Regions from separate parts of the Homo sapiens genome. Here region 2 is linked to region 1. Evidence: chromatin loops called from intact Hi-C (ENCODE). Cell type or tissue: spleen. All regions are shown on one strand.

Region 1 (8,000 bases):
AGTTCCTTTATGGGATGTATACCAGAGGAATATAAATCATTCTACCATAAAGACACATGCATGCAAATGTTCATAGCAGCACTATTCACAATAGCAAAGATGGACTGAACTTAAATGCTCATTGACAGATTGAATAAAGAAGATGTGGTACATATACACCATGGAATACCTTACAGCCGTAAAAAAGAATGAGATCATGTCTTTTGTGAGAACATGGATAGAAATGGAGGCTATTATCCTTAGCAAACTAACGCAGGAACAGAAAACCAAATACCACATGTTCTCGCTTATAAGTGGAAGCTAAATGATGAGAACTTATGAGCACAAAGCGGGACACAAGAGACACTGGGGTCTACTCAAGGGTGGAGGGTAAGAGGAGGGAGAGGAGTGGAAAAGATAATCATTAGGTAATGGGCTTAATTCCTGGTTGATGAAATAATCTGTAAAACGAACCCACGAATTTACTTGTGTACATACCTTCACATGTACCTCCGAACCTAAAATAAAAGTTTAAAAGAGATATTTATTAGAAATTTACTGGTGATGAGGAAGAGATGGGGTACACAATAGTGTTCAGGTAGACCACCCCTGAGGGCACAAAGCCCTCTTCCCTCTGCCTAATGTTTTTTGAGGATGAAATCTCCTTCCATGGACCACGTAAGAACAGTCTTAGTCAATGCCAAGCACACACACTTTAGGAGTTGTAGTAAGCAACTGAGATGTTGAAGGAGGGAGAAGCAACAAGATGACAATCATATCAAGACAATGACGAGGGCAGGATGAGGGTGCTAGCCACTACTTACATGATGTCTACTGTGAGCCCGGCCTGCCTTTACTTGTCTCATTACCTGTATTAACCCATTCAATTCTGATATCAACCCTTTGAGGTAGGTACCATTATTACCTACGTTTTGCATATGAGGAAACAGACACAGGTAGCTCAATGACTTGCCCAAGTTCATGTAGCAAGTAAGTGGAGGAGCTGAAGTTTGAATTGAAGCAATGAGCTTTATTGTGGTCTTGGACCCATAGGTAGGGGTGGGAACTGCTTTTGATGTGATGTGTATTTCTCTTTGCCTGCATCATATGCCCAGGTGTAGGACTAGTTATTCAGGAAGTTGTACCTGTTTGGTACTTTCATCTATCATTGTGGTCACAAATATTCGGGTGGAGGGATTTTGCTTCGTATGGGCAGTGCAGCTACCTGGGTGTGGGAGGGGAGAGGAAAGGTCCTTCCTGCTCATGTCTACCTTTCTCCTGTTCCAAAGATTTGCCCAGATGCCAATGTCCCCATGTTTACTGCCTTTTCTATGCTCAGTACTTCATTTACACTTGCCTGAGGCACCTCCTGTGTACCTTGTTTACAAATTATTGGCACAGATCTGTGGATGTTCCCTAGATAAGTCATAGCTGCTTGAAGGTAAAGGTCAGTTCTTATTCCTGTCCCTAGATTTCCCACTTCAGGGCTTTGCTCAGTTATTACTGTTAAATGAATAAATGAATGACTTTGGAACCAATGGGTAGAACTAACTAAGAAACCTCCCTCTAAAGTGGAAATACCATATGTGGTAATCAGTTAGTGCTACCAGACACTTCCATCCTCCCGCCTTCCAGGAACATGATAAAATGACATTTCTTCATCTCCTTTGAAATTGGATATGGCTGTGTAACCTGCTCTGGGAAATGAAATGTGAGTCGAAGAGATATAAGTGTTGCTTCTGGGAAAAAGGTTTGAGAGCCAGTGTGCGATTTGTCATACTCTGACATGATGGTGGTAACACTTCAGATAGTGGCTGCCCCACCAACCTGAGTCCAAGTGGCTTGGAGCAAAGCCCCTCAGTGGACTTGTGGCATGGACAAGCAGTGAATTTTTGTAATTTAAACCTCTGGGATTTTAATGCCATTTGTTTCTAGAGTATAACCTAGCTCATCCCGACTGATGTATCACAGAAGATCTTCTGGGAGACCATTCTGAAAATGAACACCACTCTTGCCAAGCATAAAGACAAGACAGAAAGTCCACAGGGAGCTTGAATTAGAGGGAAAGTCCTGCTGTTATTGGTTTAGAATCCAGTTTTTTTAATTTTTTAAATTTTTAAACTTTTTATTTTTTTGAGATAGAGTCTCCCTCTGTCACCCATGCTGGAGTGCAGTGGCGTGATCTTGGCTCACTGCAAGCTCCTCCTCCTGGGTTCAAGCAATTTTCCTACCTCAGCCTCCTGAGTAGCTAGGACTACAGGTACATGCCACCACGCCCGGCTAATTTTTGTATTTTTAGTAAAGATGGGGTTTCATCATGTTGGCCAGGCTGGTCTCAAACTCCTGACCTCATGTTATCCACCCGCCTTGGCCTCCCAAAATGTTGGGATTATAGGCATGAGCCACCGCTCCTGGCCCAGAATCCGGTTTTAAGAATAGCAGAGGAGTGGAAATGAAGCTGTAAGACTGAGTGCAATAGAAATGCTAAATGAATCTGGAAGGGTCACTTGGTCTATAAGCCATGGCTAGGGAGGTGGCAGGGAGCAAGGATGACTGACATCTAAAGCGGAGGATGGATGGGGTTGTGCGGGGGCCACAACTTGTGGTCTGTGTTCTATTCTGATCATATAATATTTTTTAAAATTTTGCATTAATTGCCATTATTTAAAAGTCCAGATTTTTGATGTGTCTGGAACAAATCAGAAGACCAGAATGATGAGATATGCTACTGCCTTTACTGTATACATGCTGCAGGTGCCTAATATCTGTGGTCAGGCCTGCTTCATTTATTGACCTGCCTAAGCCTGGAGCCCTTAGGATCAGAGACCCCTTTATGATTTAGAGGTGGGACATCTCATCTCGATCTACCTTATAGCTATTAAATGTTATTACAGGCAAAACAGTGCACTTTCCTCCTCTGGATTTTGAGAGCAATTGCTCTTTCCGGTGCTAAGACAAGAACTGTCTTATGGTCAGTTTTGAAAGAACAAAGATGCCCAAGACTTTGACACGTCTACGCACACATAAGACAAAATGATTCTGAGATGTGCGACTCAAGTTAGACATGTCAAAACCAGGAGCCTTTAAAAGTAAAAATGGCAGACAAGATCGAAAAGTCTTTTGTTCTGGCTGTTTGCAAATTGGCCATGCCAGTTTTCCCTTTTTGCAAATGGACTGGATTGAGAGAAGATAAAGGTGAAACTTGCTGCAAGAGAAAGTGAAAAGTGGGCAGAGAGAGGATTGTTGGAGAGGTCTGAGCATGGAGGAGAAAGTTATATAAGGCTTCAGAGAAACTCTTTGGTGAGATCGTTGGGCTCAGCAGATGAGAGACATGTGGAACAAACACAGGGAGAACAAAGGCAGTAGAGGAAATCCAGGCAGGATCAGCAGATAAGTCAGAGGAAGAAGACAAAGGCAGCTAAATTTAAACAGGAGAGAAAAGATGCCTCAGCGGGGCCAGGAGCAGTCTATAAATACCTTGAAGGCAACAACCTCCAGAAAGAAAGGAAGGATTATTCACTGTCTCCCCAGATGTAGGACAGAGACAGGGGCCAGAAGGAAGCTGAGCTGGCGTCAGGCTGTTCGACCCAGGGAAATAATATGATGTTTGTACTGTGGTAGGAACTGGGCAGTGAGTGGGGACACCAGCTCCTGGGTGGCTGCTCAAAGTGGGATCGCCTCCAGGCTAAGCCAGCCTGGGACACTTCAGAGACCACCAACCCCTTGCACAGTTGATCTCTGCTGACCAGGAAAGCATCCTCTTGTGGGGAAGGAATCCCCTCGGCTCTGAATGCCGAGACTCGCTGGTGCTCTTTCAAGTCACTTAACTTCTCTAGCTTTTGTCTTTCCTCTTTGTAAAATGGGGGCAATTGTTGTTCGCCTAACAGGGATGTATGAGGATCAAATGAGCTTTTGTGTATGAATGGGTTCTGAAAGCTGTAAAGCCTAGGACTGATCGAAGAAGTATGCTCTGTCCGAGAACCACCTGCCTTTGTTTTCACAGCTGGTCAGGGACATTGTTAAGGGGAAGGAAGATTTCTTCCTTCCCTGTTTCTTTCCTGTTCTTCTCATTTGCATTCTCTCTTGTGTTCTTCCTTCAAGCATTTCGTGATGCACTAACACTCCCCTCAGCCCTGGATATATGGCCCTGAGCAGAGCAGAGTCCTTGCTTTTAAGGAGTTAAAAGCTCAATACAGAGAGCAGACATGAACCCAGATAACTTCCTCCTGGTGCCATAGTGCCACCGCAGAAGCAGGGGCATAGCCATGAGCGGCTGAGGAGAAGAGGTGCAGTTCAAATGGGAGGAGGAGCATGTAGCAATGTGCAGAGATGGGAACATCATACTGCGAGTTAGGGAACTGCAGACAATTCAGTGAAGGCTGAAACATGGGCTATGTCTACTGTAGAGGAGCCTGAGACAAGTCTAGTGGGATATACAGGGCTGTGTCTGCAGGACCTTCTAGCCCAAGTCAAGGACCCATGTCCTGTTGATAGAGGGGATGCAGAGAAGGGTTTGGAGCAGGGGAGTACCACAATGACCTTTTTTTTTCATTTTATTTAATAGAAAGTCCTCTATGTAGGCAATGTGGATGAGGGACTCAGGCGAATGGCCTGAGCAGAGCCCTGTTCCATTCCCGCTACACATTTGTGTGTGTGTTTGAGGTGGGCAGGGGATTTGAGAAATCTGAGGCACGAGGATTGATGGAGGCGGGTAAAGGGTTAACTCTGGGGCTGAGCTGAGGCTGATGGGTGAAAGTGCTAATTAGCTGAGGGCAAGGTCCAGGAAATTGCCGAGGTTGTGCTTCCTCGCTTAGGCTGAAGATAATACCACTTCCATCCCATACTTCTTCTGGGAGGAAACGCCACCCTAGGGCCCAGCTTCCGTAACTGAGGAGCAGAGCCGGGCACTGCCTCGAGTTCCTTTCTCCTGCCTATTTGCATTTGCGTTTGAGAAATGGAGGGGGTGGGCAGGGTGAAGCCAAGTCATCATTAAAACTTCTTGAATAGAGAATTTCATGGTGGAAGAAAGCCCTAAAGATCACGTGCAGCAGACAGCCTTTGGGGAACTCACCCAGCTCCCACCGTATAATCTGAGAACAGTTGTTCTGCCTTGCTCTCCCCATCCCATGTAAGCAGAAATGGACTCTAGTCCATGTTCTTAGGGAATATTTCTTATTCTCTAGTCACAGCTGATTGGGCAAGTAGTGGGTACCTGGCTCAGGAGAACAACCCAGAACCTGGGCTGGCCCAATCATACCCTCCCCAGAAAATTTGGAATTGGGTTGCAGAGATAATTGTTTAGCTTGCTGTGTGTCTTGACCTTCTCAGATGATCTAGAATTGAGATCTGAAGGGGCCATCTTGGGTAATGGGATGTATGTAGTACAACAGGAAGAGCTCATTTGCAGAGAGAATGCTTTGAAAACAAACTGAATGACAATGTAATGAAAGAGAGTGAAAAAGAGAGAGAGAAAGATAAGCAAATAAAGAAAAAAAGGAAGCAAGAGAAAGACAGGGAGGGATGGCCTTGGCAGCTGAATGACTTTTGTTTTTGGTGTTCCTGTGCTTGGCTTCTGTAAGATACTCCTATATCATTCCAGTAAACTCTTTTTATTTAAGTTAGTTTGAATTTTTTTTGTAACCAAATGGTTACAAAAAACAAAAACAAAAACAAAACAACTAGTCTTGCTCCTTCACAATCAAGAAAGTTTGCACCTAAAATTTCCACACCCTTTTTTTTGGGAGAAACTCTGTGAGATATTTCATTATGTGCTTTCTGGTTAACACTTTCAATATCTTTTACTCTTCTAGTTAGAAAGTCCTGCTTGAGAACCTGCCTAAATGTCTTTTGTTACATCTCAAGATCAATAACTTTTGTTCTGTGATAGATCATTTCTTTTTTATGTTCTGTCCTCTTTTCTTTACAGTAATTTTTACATAATAAATATTTATAATTTTTTTCTATTGAATAGATAAAAAAAACCTTTAGCAACCTCCAACAGTTAGCTGAAAAAAGAGAGAGGAAGAACAATGTGACTTTGGACTAATAATAAAAATCAATGCCTAATTGCACATTGTTTGGAAAATAGTGCAATCTCTTAAAAAAAGATGGTAGAAATTAGCTGGGGATTCATCATCATGATTGAAGAATCCAAAGTATAGCACAAGAATTCAAAGGGCTTATCAGCCCTTCCTAACATTCTGGCAGCAATTTAGAGTTTCAAGGAGTTTAAGAGATTCTGAAAAGATAGATTTCTCAAATTGAGGCTTTCTGAATGATTAAGGATTTCTATCCCTGACCCTCAGCAACTTTCTGGCTGATTGGAAAAATTTCTGTTTTTTTTTCTCAGAGTTTCTGGTAGAGAGTGGGTAAGAGCAAAGATCTCAGGTCAGACAGGTTTCACATTCTGGGCTAAGCCACTCTGTTGTCTCAGATTACTTAACCTTTTAACCCCTGTTCTTTATTTAAATGGGCCTAAAGATAGTCCCTACCCATATAGGAAAAACAAATGGTTTTTCCTTCTGTACTCACAGAACGCTTCACTTTCCACACTGGATGTGTGGTTTTCTTTTTTTCCCAACACCAACCAGCTCTCTTATTCTCCCAACACCAACTGGGTGTCCTAGAATTCAATAATGACACAACCTACCTGAAGTTGGAACCAGATCCCACAAGTTAAGGGCTCAGTCCCACAAGACTGCCCCCACCTCAGATGCCAGTCTCACCTCCAGGCCTCTTTTATTCTCAGCTGCCCATTATAAATGGAGGATTCCCATAACCTTCTCCTCAGGGTGGATAACTTGCTATGACAGTGCCACAGAACTCAGAGAAACACTTGCTTATAAAAAGGATAGAGGATGAAAAGGCCCATGGGGGTTGGAAAAGCCCCAAGAGCAGGAGCTTCTGTCCCCATGTAGTTGGGGTACACCACCCTCCTGGCGTGCGATGTGTTCTTGTTTATTGACCCTTCTGCTCTCTGAACCTCATACTTTAGGAGAGTTTCATCACATAGGCATAATGTGGCTTTATTATGCAAGGTAATTTGTGGAAACTTCATTATGTAGAAATGATCATTATTAACTCAATCTCCAGCTCCTCTCCCCTCACCCAAGGATAGGAGCAGGGGGTTGGCTAAAAGTTCTGAGCTTCCAGTCATGGCTTGGTCTTTCTGGTGACCAGCCCCCATTCAGGAGCTACCAGGAATCATCTCACTGGCTGGTAGCAGTAGCTCATGCCTATAATCCCAGCACTTTGGGAGGCTGAGGTCGGCAGATCATGAGGTCAGGAGATCGAGACCATCCTGGTTAACATGGTGAAACCCCGTCTCTACTAAAAATACAAAAAATTAGCTGGGTGTGGTGGCACATGCCTGTAGTCCTAGCTACTTGGGAGGCTGAGGCAGGAGAATTGCTTGAACCAGGGAGGTGGACTTTGCAGTGAGCCGAGATCACGCCACTGCACTGCACTCCAGCCTGGGTGATAGAGTGAGACTCCATGTCAAAAAAAAAAAAACAAAAACAAACAAACAAAAAAGAATTATCTCATTAGAACAAAAGATATTCCTCTCACCCAGGAAATTCCAAGGGATTTAGGAGCTCTGTGTCAGAAACAAGAAATGAAGACCAAATATGTATTTCTTATTATATCACAATATCTTACTACTTCTTAGAGATGTGGGGAGCTCATGTTTGTAAGGTTCTCTTTAACACGTTTACTGTTGCGAGTGGCCTTAGAAATATAGCTTCTAGGAAGTAATGGGGCTGGAAAGGATGATGGAATGCCTCTGATTGGATGCTTTCAGCTGTGATCACAGAAAACTGACTGGTTTAAATAAAAAGGAATTTTAAAAATCAGCCATCCCTGAAAGTCCTGAGGTGGGAGGTGCTGCAGGTTAGCGTGAGATAGTAGACAGAGATGTCATTACTCATCTATCCTCTTTGCAATCCTTAGGAAATTGTCTTTGCCTTCAGCCAGGCTCCCTGTTGGTTACAAATTAGCTGCAGAAGTTTCAGGTGTCTCAG
Region 2 (8,000 bases), 290 kb after region 1:
AGTCAAGAATTGAGGTTTGGAAACCACTTTCCTATATTTCAGAAGATGTAAGGAAATGCCTGGATGTCCAGATAGATGTTTGCTGTAAGGACAGAGCCCTCATGGAGAAGCTCTGTTAGGGCAATGTGGAAGGGACACATGGGGATGGAGCCCCCACAAAGAATCCTCACTGGTGCACTACCTAGTGGAGCTGTGAGAAGAGGGCTACCATCCTCCAGATCCCAGAATAGTAGATTCACCGACAGCTTGCACTGTGTGCCTGGAAAAGCTGTAGACATGAAATGCCAGCCCATGAAAGCAGCCAGGAGGGGAGCTATACCCTGTAAAGCCCCAGAGGCAGAGCTGCCTAAATTATGAAAGCCCACCTCTTGCATCAGCATGACCTGGATGTGAGACATGGAGTCAAAGGATCATTTTGGAACTTTAAGGTTTAATGACTGGCCTATTGGAATTCAGACATGCATGGGGCCTGTAGCCCATTTGCTTTGTACAATTTCTCCTATTTTGAACAGGTGTATTTACCTGATACTTGTACACCCATTGTTTCTAGGAAGTAACTAACTTGCTTTTGATTTTACAGGCTCATAGATGGAAGAGACTTGCGTTGTCTCAGATGAGACTTCGGACTTGGACTTTTGGGTTAAGCCTGGAATGAGTTAAGACTTTGGGGGACTGTTGGAAAGGCATGATTGTGTTTTGAAATGTGAGGCCATGAGATTTGGGAAGGGTCAGGGGTGAAATGATATGGTTTGGCTGTGTCCCCACCCAAATCTCATCTTGAATTGTAGTTTCCATAATCCCCACATGTAGTGGGAGGAACCTGGTGGGAGGTAATTGAATCTTGGGGGTTCTTACTCTCATGATGTTCTTGTGATAGTGAGTGAGTTCTCATGAGATCTGAGTTTCATAAGGGGCTTTTACCCCTTTACTCAGCACTTCTCTCTTCTGCCACCATGTGAAGAAGGGCCTGTTTGCTTCCTTTTTCACCATGATTGTAAGTTTCCTGAGGCTTCCTCAGCCATGCAGAACTGAGTTGATTAAACTGCTATCTTCAATAAATTACCCAGTTTTAAGCAGTTCTTTATAGCTGTGTGAAAGTGGACTAATACAGCATCACAGACTGGAAAGGCAAATTCTTATCTAAAAATTTTGTTAATCCAGTGAGATCTAAACATTGCTTCTTGCAATGTGGAAGGAGTCTGATATGATCAACTTAACACCTGTGGCTCAGGGGTTGGGGTAGTCAAGGGATGGGATTATATTGATGGCCCAGAATCAGGCCTTTCTATTGCAAGATGAATGTTCAGCAACAGCAACATCAACAGCATTAGTGAGGCTGTTTGATCAACCTTGGCAAGGGAAGCCTATGCTGCTGTATTTCTGTGTAGCTTCTATCCCTACCACCATGGTTATGTTGTTCATGAATCCACTGTGTTAGCACTGAGGTGGTTGAAGAAAAAGGGTGGTTGCCATCAACTGGTCAAGTCATCCCATCTACCTGTTCGGTGACTTCCACAGGGGGTAATATTCATTGACATTGATATGAGACAAAACAGTCTGCACCCATTGTGCACATACCCATAGTTATATCCACATACTTCTTATCCAGGTTTCTTTGTCTCATATCTTCCAATCATTTTTTCCAGATATTTGAGTAACCAGTCGAACTATTTGCAACATCTCAGATGTTTGAGTGTATTTTTAGTTCAGGCAACTTTCCCTTTCACTAGCATGATGATTTCTTGCAGAATGCCCAGGAAATCAAGTTTGTTTCAAAGTGTACTATATACGAGAAGAGGAAATTTAAAATATCCCTGTGGCAAAACTTAATGTATACCGCTATCCTTTGCAGGTGAACATAATATACTTCTATACTGTATCTGATAGAGATTGAAAATAAATTGAAAAGGAGGGAATACTTACTTGTAAAACATTTTATGAAGCCAGCGCTATCCTAATACAAAGCCAGACAAAGGGACTACAAGAAAAGTAAATTACAGGCAGACATTCTTATGAAGATAGAGGCAAAAACCCTTGACAAAATACTAGCAAACTAAATTCACAGCACATTAAAAAATCATCAAGATTAAGTAGGCTTTATCCCTGGGGTGCAAGAATGGTTCAATATATACAAATCCATAAATGTAATATATTATATTAAAGTGGAAGTAAAACACCATTTGAATATCTCAATAGATGCAGTAAAGACATTTGACAAAATTGAACATATTTTCATGACAAGAACTCTGAACAAATCAGATATAGAAGAAATTTACCTCAAAATAATAAAAGCCATACATGAAAAACCCAGAACAAATATCATTCTTAATGGTTAAAAATTAAGTTTTTCTCTAAGAACAAGAGCAGGATGAGGATGCCCCTTTCATCTCTCTATTCAACATACTACTAGAGTCCTAGCCAAAAAAGTAGGGAAGAAAAAGAAATGAGGCATCCATAAAGGAAAGGAAGAAGTGAAATTGTTTCTGTTTGTTGACATTATCCAAAGACACATGCACACGTATGTTTATTGCGGCACTATTCACAATAGCAAAGACTTGGAACCAATCCAAATGTCCAACAATGATAGACTGGATTAAGAAAATGTGGCACATAAACACCATGGAATACTATGCAGCCATAAAAAATGATGAGTTTGTGTCCTTTGTAGGGACATGGATGAAGCTGGAAACCATCATTCTCAGCAAACTATCCCAAGGACAAAAAATCAAACACAGCATATTCTCACTCATAGGTGGGAATTGAACAATGAGAACACTTGGACACAGGAAAGGGAACATCACACACCAGGGCCTGTTGTGGAGTGGGGGATAGCATTAGGAGATATACCTAATGCTAAATGATGAGTTGATGGGTGCAGCACACCAACATGGCACATGTATACATAGGTAACAAAGCTGCACGTTTTGTGCATGTACCCTAAAACTTAAAGTAAAAAAAAAAAAAAGAAAATCCTAAAGACCCCACCAAAAACTGTTGAACTAGTAAATAAATTCAGTAAATTCGGAGGATACAAAACCAGTATGCAAAAATCAAGAGTGTTTCTACGCACTAACAATGAACTATCTGAAAAATAAACTAAGAAAATAATCCCATTTAAAATAGCATCAAAAAATACTTAGGAGTAAATTTACCCAAGGAGGTTTAAGATCTCTACAATGAAAATGGAAATACATTGATGAAATAAATTGAAAAAGACACAAGTAAATAGAAAGATGCCTATGTTTTTAAATTGGAAGAATTAATATTGTTGAAATGTCTGTACTACAAAAATCAATCTACAGATTCAATGCAATGCTCCTCAAATTTTCAATGGCATTTTTCAGATACATGGAAAAAAGTTCTAAAGTTCATATGGAATCACAAAAGATGCCATATAGACAAAGCAATCTGGAGTAGAGAGAACGAAAGTGGAGGCATCACACTACCTGACTTCAAAATGACTTACAAAGATATAGTAATCAAAACAACATGGTACTGGAATAAAAATAGACACATAGACCAGTGAAACAGAATAGAGAGCCCAGAAATAAATCCACACATTTATGATCAATTGATTTTTGACAAAGATGCCAGGAATACACAATGGGGAAAGGAGTGTTTCTTCAATAAATGTTCTTGGGAAAATTGGATATCCACACACAGAATAAAGAAATTGGACCTTATCTCATACCATATACAAAAATAACTTAAAGTTGATTAAAACTTAAATGTAAGACCTGAAACTGTAAAACTAATAGAATAAAACACAGGGAAAACCATCCACGACATTGGTCTTTGCAAGGATGTCTTTAGATGTGACCCCAGAAACATAGCAAAAGTAGCAACAGCAAAAATAGACAAATGAGATTGCATCAAACTAAAAACTTCTGCATAGTAAAGCAAACAATTAACAGAGTGAAGACACAACCCACAGACTGAGAGAGAATATTTGCAAATCATACATTTGATAAGCAAATAATATCCAAAATGTATAAGGAACTCAACTCAATGGCAAGAAAACGAATATCCCCATTAAAGACTGACAAAAACCTGAGTAAACATTTTTCGAAAGAAGATGTACAAATGGCTAACAGATATCTGAAAAACTGTTCAACATCACTAATCATCATGGAAATGCAACTAAAAACTATAAACAAATATCATCTTATCACTGTTAGAATGACTAGTATCAAAAAGATAAAAGACAACACCTGTTATAATAACAATTATCAAAAAAATGAAATGTAAAAAGTGTTGGCCAAGATGTGGAGCAAAGAGAACAACTGTACACTGTTGGTGAGAATATTAATTAATACGGCCATTATGGAAGACAGTGTGTAGGTTTCTCTAAACACTAAAAATAGAATTACCATATGCTCTAGCAACCCTACTTCTGGTGCAAATCTCAAGTAATTGAAATCAGTGTATTGAAGAGATATCTGCACTCCCAGGTTCACTGCAGCATTATTCACAATAGCTAAGATAAGGAATCAACCTAGGTGTCCAACAGTGTTTGAATGAAGAAAGAAAATGTGACACGTATACACAATATAATACATACAGACTTTGAAAGGAAGAAAATTCTGTCATTTGTGACAACATGAATGTTTGGAAGACATTGTTATAAGTATATTTAGCCAGTCAAAGAAAGACAAAAACTGCATAATCTTGTTTATATGTGAAATTTTAATAAAGTCCAACCCACAGAAGCAAAGTAAAACTGTGGTTTCTGGGCACTGGGTGTAGAAAAAATGGGGAGATGTTGGTCCAACTTCAAACTTTATGTTACAATATGACTAAGTTCTGGGGATCTCACTTACAGCATGAGTGTGATGGATAGGTTAATTAATTTGATTGCAGTTATTGTTACACAATGTATACATATATCAAATCATTGCATTATACATCTTGAATAGATACAATATTTATTTGCCAATTAAATATTTTAAAATAGAAAAAACATCTTGTACTTAAAAAGTTCACCCTGTGTTTAAAAAAAGAAGAGAATAAAGAAAACCTGCAGTTCAAAGTATCATTTGCTTTATTCAAGGCAAAACATGCTGCAGAATTGTAGAAGAAGGATGGATGATTGTCTGCTATAGTGGTGGGTAAAAATTTCATGCAAGAAGTTAGTGATTATCCACAGTTAACAGAAAAGGCATTCCAGGTTGGAATAAGAAGATGTACAGAGGCAAAGAGAAAGGAACAGTGCAGTTGGTTGGAACGAAGTTTCACTTAGGAGAGAACAAAGTGTGGTATCTGTCATCTTCTTTTCATGTAACGTCTTTGTATGATTTTGGCATCAGAGGAATTCTGGCTCAGAGTCATTTAAGAAATATTCCTTTTCTAATGTTGGTGGTTAGCGTTACAAACTTCCCTCTATGAGCCACTTTACTGGGTTTCCGCTCATTTTTGATTCATTGCGTTTTCATCTTCTATCCATTAAAAATAATTTCTCTAGTTATTTTTGTTCCTTTTTTCACTCATAGATTATTTAGAATTATATTATTTATTTTCAAACTATTTAGGAATTTTCCAGAGAGCTTTCTATTTATCATTGGTTTCTCATTTAGTTACATTGAGTTAGAGAACATACTTTCCATGGCTTGAATTCTTTTAAATTTATTGAGGCTTTTTATTGAGATAAAATATAATCTATTTTGGCTACTATTCTAACTGCATTTAAAAACAATGTGTTTTCTGCTATTATTGAAGTGTTCTATAAACGATAATGTTTGTTTTGATAGTGTTGTCTAAGTCTTTTATGTCAATACTGATATTTTATTGACTTGTGCTATTAATTTTTAGGGAACAATGTTGAAATCTCCAACTCTAGTTGTGGATTTATTTATTTCTCCTTACATTTCTGTCAGTATTTGCTTCATATATTTGGAAGCTCCGCTATTAAGTGCATAAATGCTTAGGATTGTTGTGTCTTCTTGATAAATTGGTTTCTCTATTAATATGGAATTACCATCATTATCCCTGTTTGTTTTCTTTGTTGTAGCATTTAATTAGTCCGATGTTAAGACAGCTGTGCCAGCTCTCCTTTGGTTAGTTTTAGCAAGGCTTATCTTTTCCCAGCCTTTTAACTTTAACTTATTTGTCCCTTAATATTTAAAGTAAGTTTCTTTTAGGAGGTATGTTTTTGATCTTGCTTTATTCATACTAATATAAATTTTACATTTTAATTGGGGGTATATAGAACATTTTCATTTAGAGTGATTATTGATATGATTGCACATAAATCTAAAGTCTTTCTGTTGTTTCCTTTTGTCCCACTAGTTATTTTTTCACTTTTGCTTCCTTTTCTCATTTTTTGAATAAGTTTTTGGTTGAAAGTTGCTCTTTGGGAGTGTTAAATTTTTTAACACTTCTGGCTTGCTGGGTGGTGGAAAAGTAGTGGGAAGATGATCCTCAGATAAAGAAATGTAGCTGGCATCAAGAAAATTGGCTAGCGTGCACTGAAATGATAAGGTTGAGGCACAGGGTTTGCCACATTAACTGTTGTAAGAAAGGGAAGCAGTATGTAGACTACACTTTCAGGAGTGCCTGAAATGTAACTAGTATCTGACTTTCCTTTTCTTTTGTCTATTACGTGTTTTACTTTAGATTCCTGGGGGTACATGTGCAGGTTTGTTAAAAGGTGTATTGCATGACCCTGAGGTTTGGAAGATGATTGAACCTGTCAGACAGTGATATAATTTGGGTGTCTGTCTCCTCCAAATCTGATGGTGAATATGATTCCCCATGTTGGAGGTGGGGCCTTGCAGAAGATACTGCAGGGTTGATCCATCATGAATGGCTGGGTTCTGTCCTCATGATAGTTAAAGAGTGAATTTTCACAATATCTATTGTTTAAAAGTGTGTGACTCTTCCCCCACATCTCCTACTCCTACTTATGCTATGTGACATTGACTACTTTCCCTTTACCTTCTGCCGTGATTGTGAGCTCCTGAGTCCTCACTACAATCAGATGCTGGTGCCATGCTTCTTGTACAGCCTGCAGAACTGTGACACAATTAAACCTCTTTTTTTGTTTATAACTTGCCTAGCCTCGGGTATTTATAGTGGTGCAAAAATGGACTAACATAACCAAGAAGTGAAGACAGTACCCAATAGGTAATTTTTCAGCCCTTGACCCCCTCCCTTCCTCCTCCTTCTTGTATTTTCCAGTGTCTATTTTTCCCGTCTTCATGTCAGTGTGTACCCAATGTTTAGGTCGCACTTACAAGTGAGAACATAACAGTATTTGTTTTTCTATTATTTTCTTTAGGAAAATGGCCTCCTGCTGCATCCGTCTTACTGCAAAGAACATAATTTTATTCTTATTTATGGATGGATAATATTTAATGGTGCATATATGTCATATTTTCTTTATCCAATCCACCATTGATGGGCACCTAGGTTGATGCCATATTTTTGCACTTGTGAATAGTGCTGTGATGAACATACAGGTTGAGGTGTCTGTTTGGTAGAAAGATTTGTATTCCTTCAGGTGTACACCTACTAATGGGATAGCTGGCTCAACGCAGTCCTTTGAGAAATCGCCAAACTGCTCTCCACTGTGCAGGAGCTAATTTACATTCCCACCAATAGCACATAAGCATTTTCTTTTCTCTACAGCTTGGCCAACATTTTTTTGTTTGTTTGTTTTTTTGACTTTTTAACAAAAGCTATTCTGACTGGTGTGAGATGGTGTCTCATGTAGTTTTGATTTGCATTTCCTTGATGATTAATGATGATAAGCACTTTTTTCATATGTATGTTGGCTGCATGGTTTTCTTCTTATGAGAAGTGTCTGTTCATGTTCTTTGCCCACTTTGTAATGAGATTTATTTTTTGCTTGCTGATTTTTAAAAGTTGCTTATACATTCTGGACATTAGGCCTTTGTCAGATGCATAGTTTATAAATATTTTCTCCCATTCTGTAGGTTGCCTGTTTATTCTGTTGATAGTTTCTTTTGCTGTGCAGAAGCTGTTTAGTTTAGTTAGGTCCC

What was found. Peaks named below come from ENCODE experiments on the same cell type or tissue, not always from the same donor. Only the 100,000 strongest peaks of a DNase experiment are listed, where the experiment ranks them.
Region 2: it touches region 1 in a loop (5-fold over the local background); 44 of 110 quality-filtered maps call a loop at or near these places.

The regions. Positions count from the first base shown.
Region 1 is chr11:57,120,609-57,128,608 of GRCh38, reverse strand. The region is part of intron 6 of LOC105369309 (a long non-coding RNA gene); the gene reads left to right. Among named protein-coding and RNA genes, the nearest start is that of LRRC55, 57 kb to the left of the region's middle. RefSeq lists an enhancer at 3,500-4,143. In spleen, no CTCF peak of the experiment used is centred here; a DNase peak (open chromatin) is centred at 4,843; H3K27ac peaks cover 1,732 bases; H3K27me3 peaks cover 3,099 bases.
Region 2 is chr11:56,830,931-56,838,930 of GRCh38, reverse strand. No RefSeq gene overlaps it. Among named protein-coding and RNA genes, the nearest start is that of LINC02735, 14 kb to the left of the region's middle. In spleen, no CTCF peak of the experiment used is centred here; no DNase peak of the experiment used is centred here.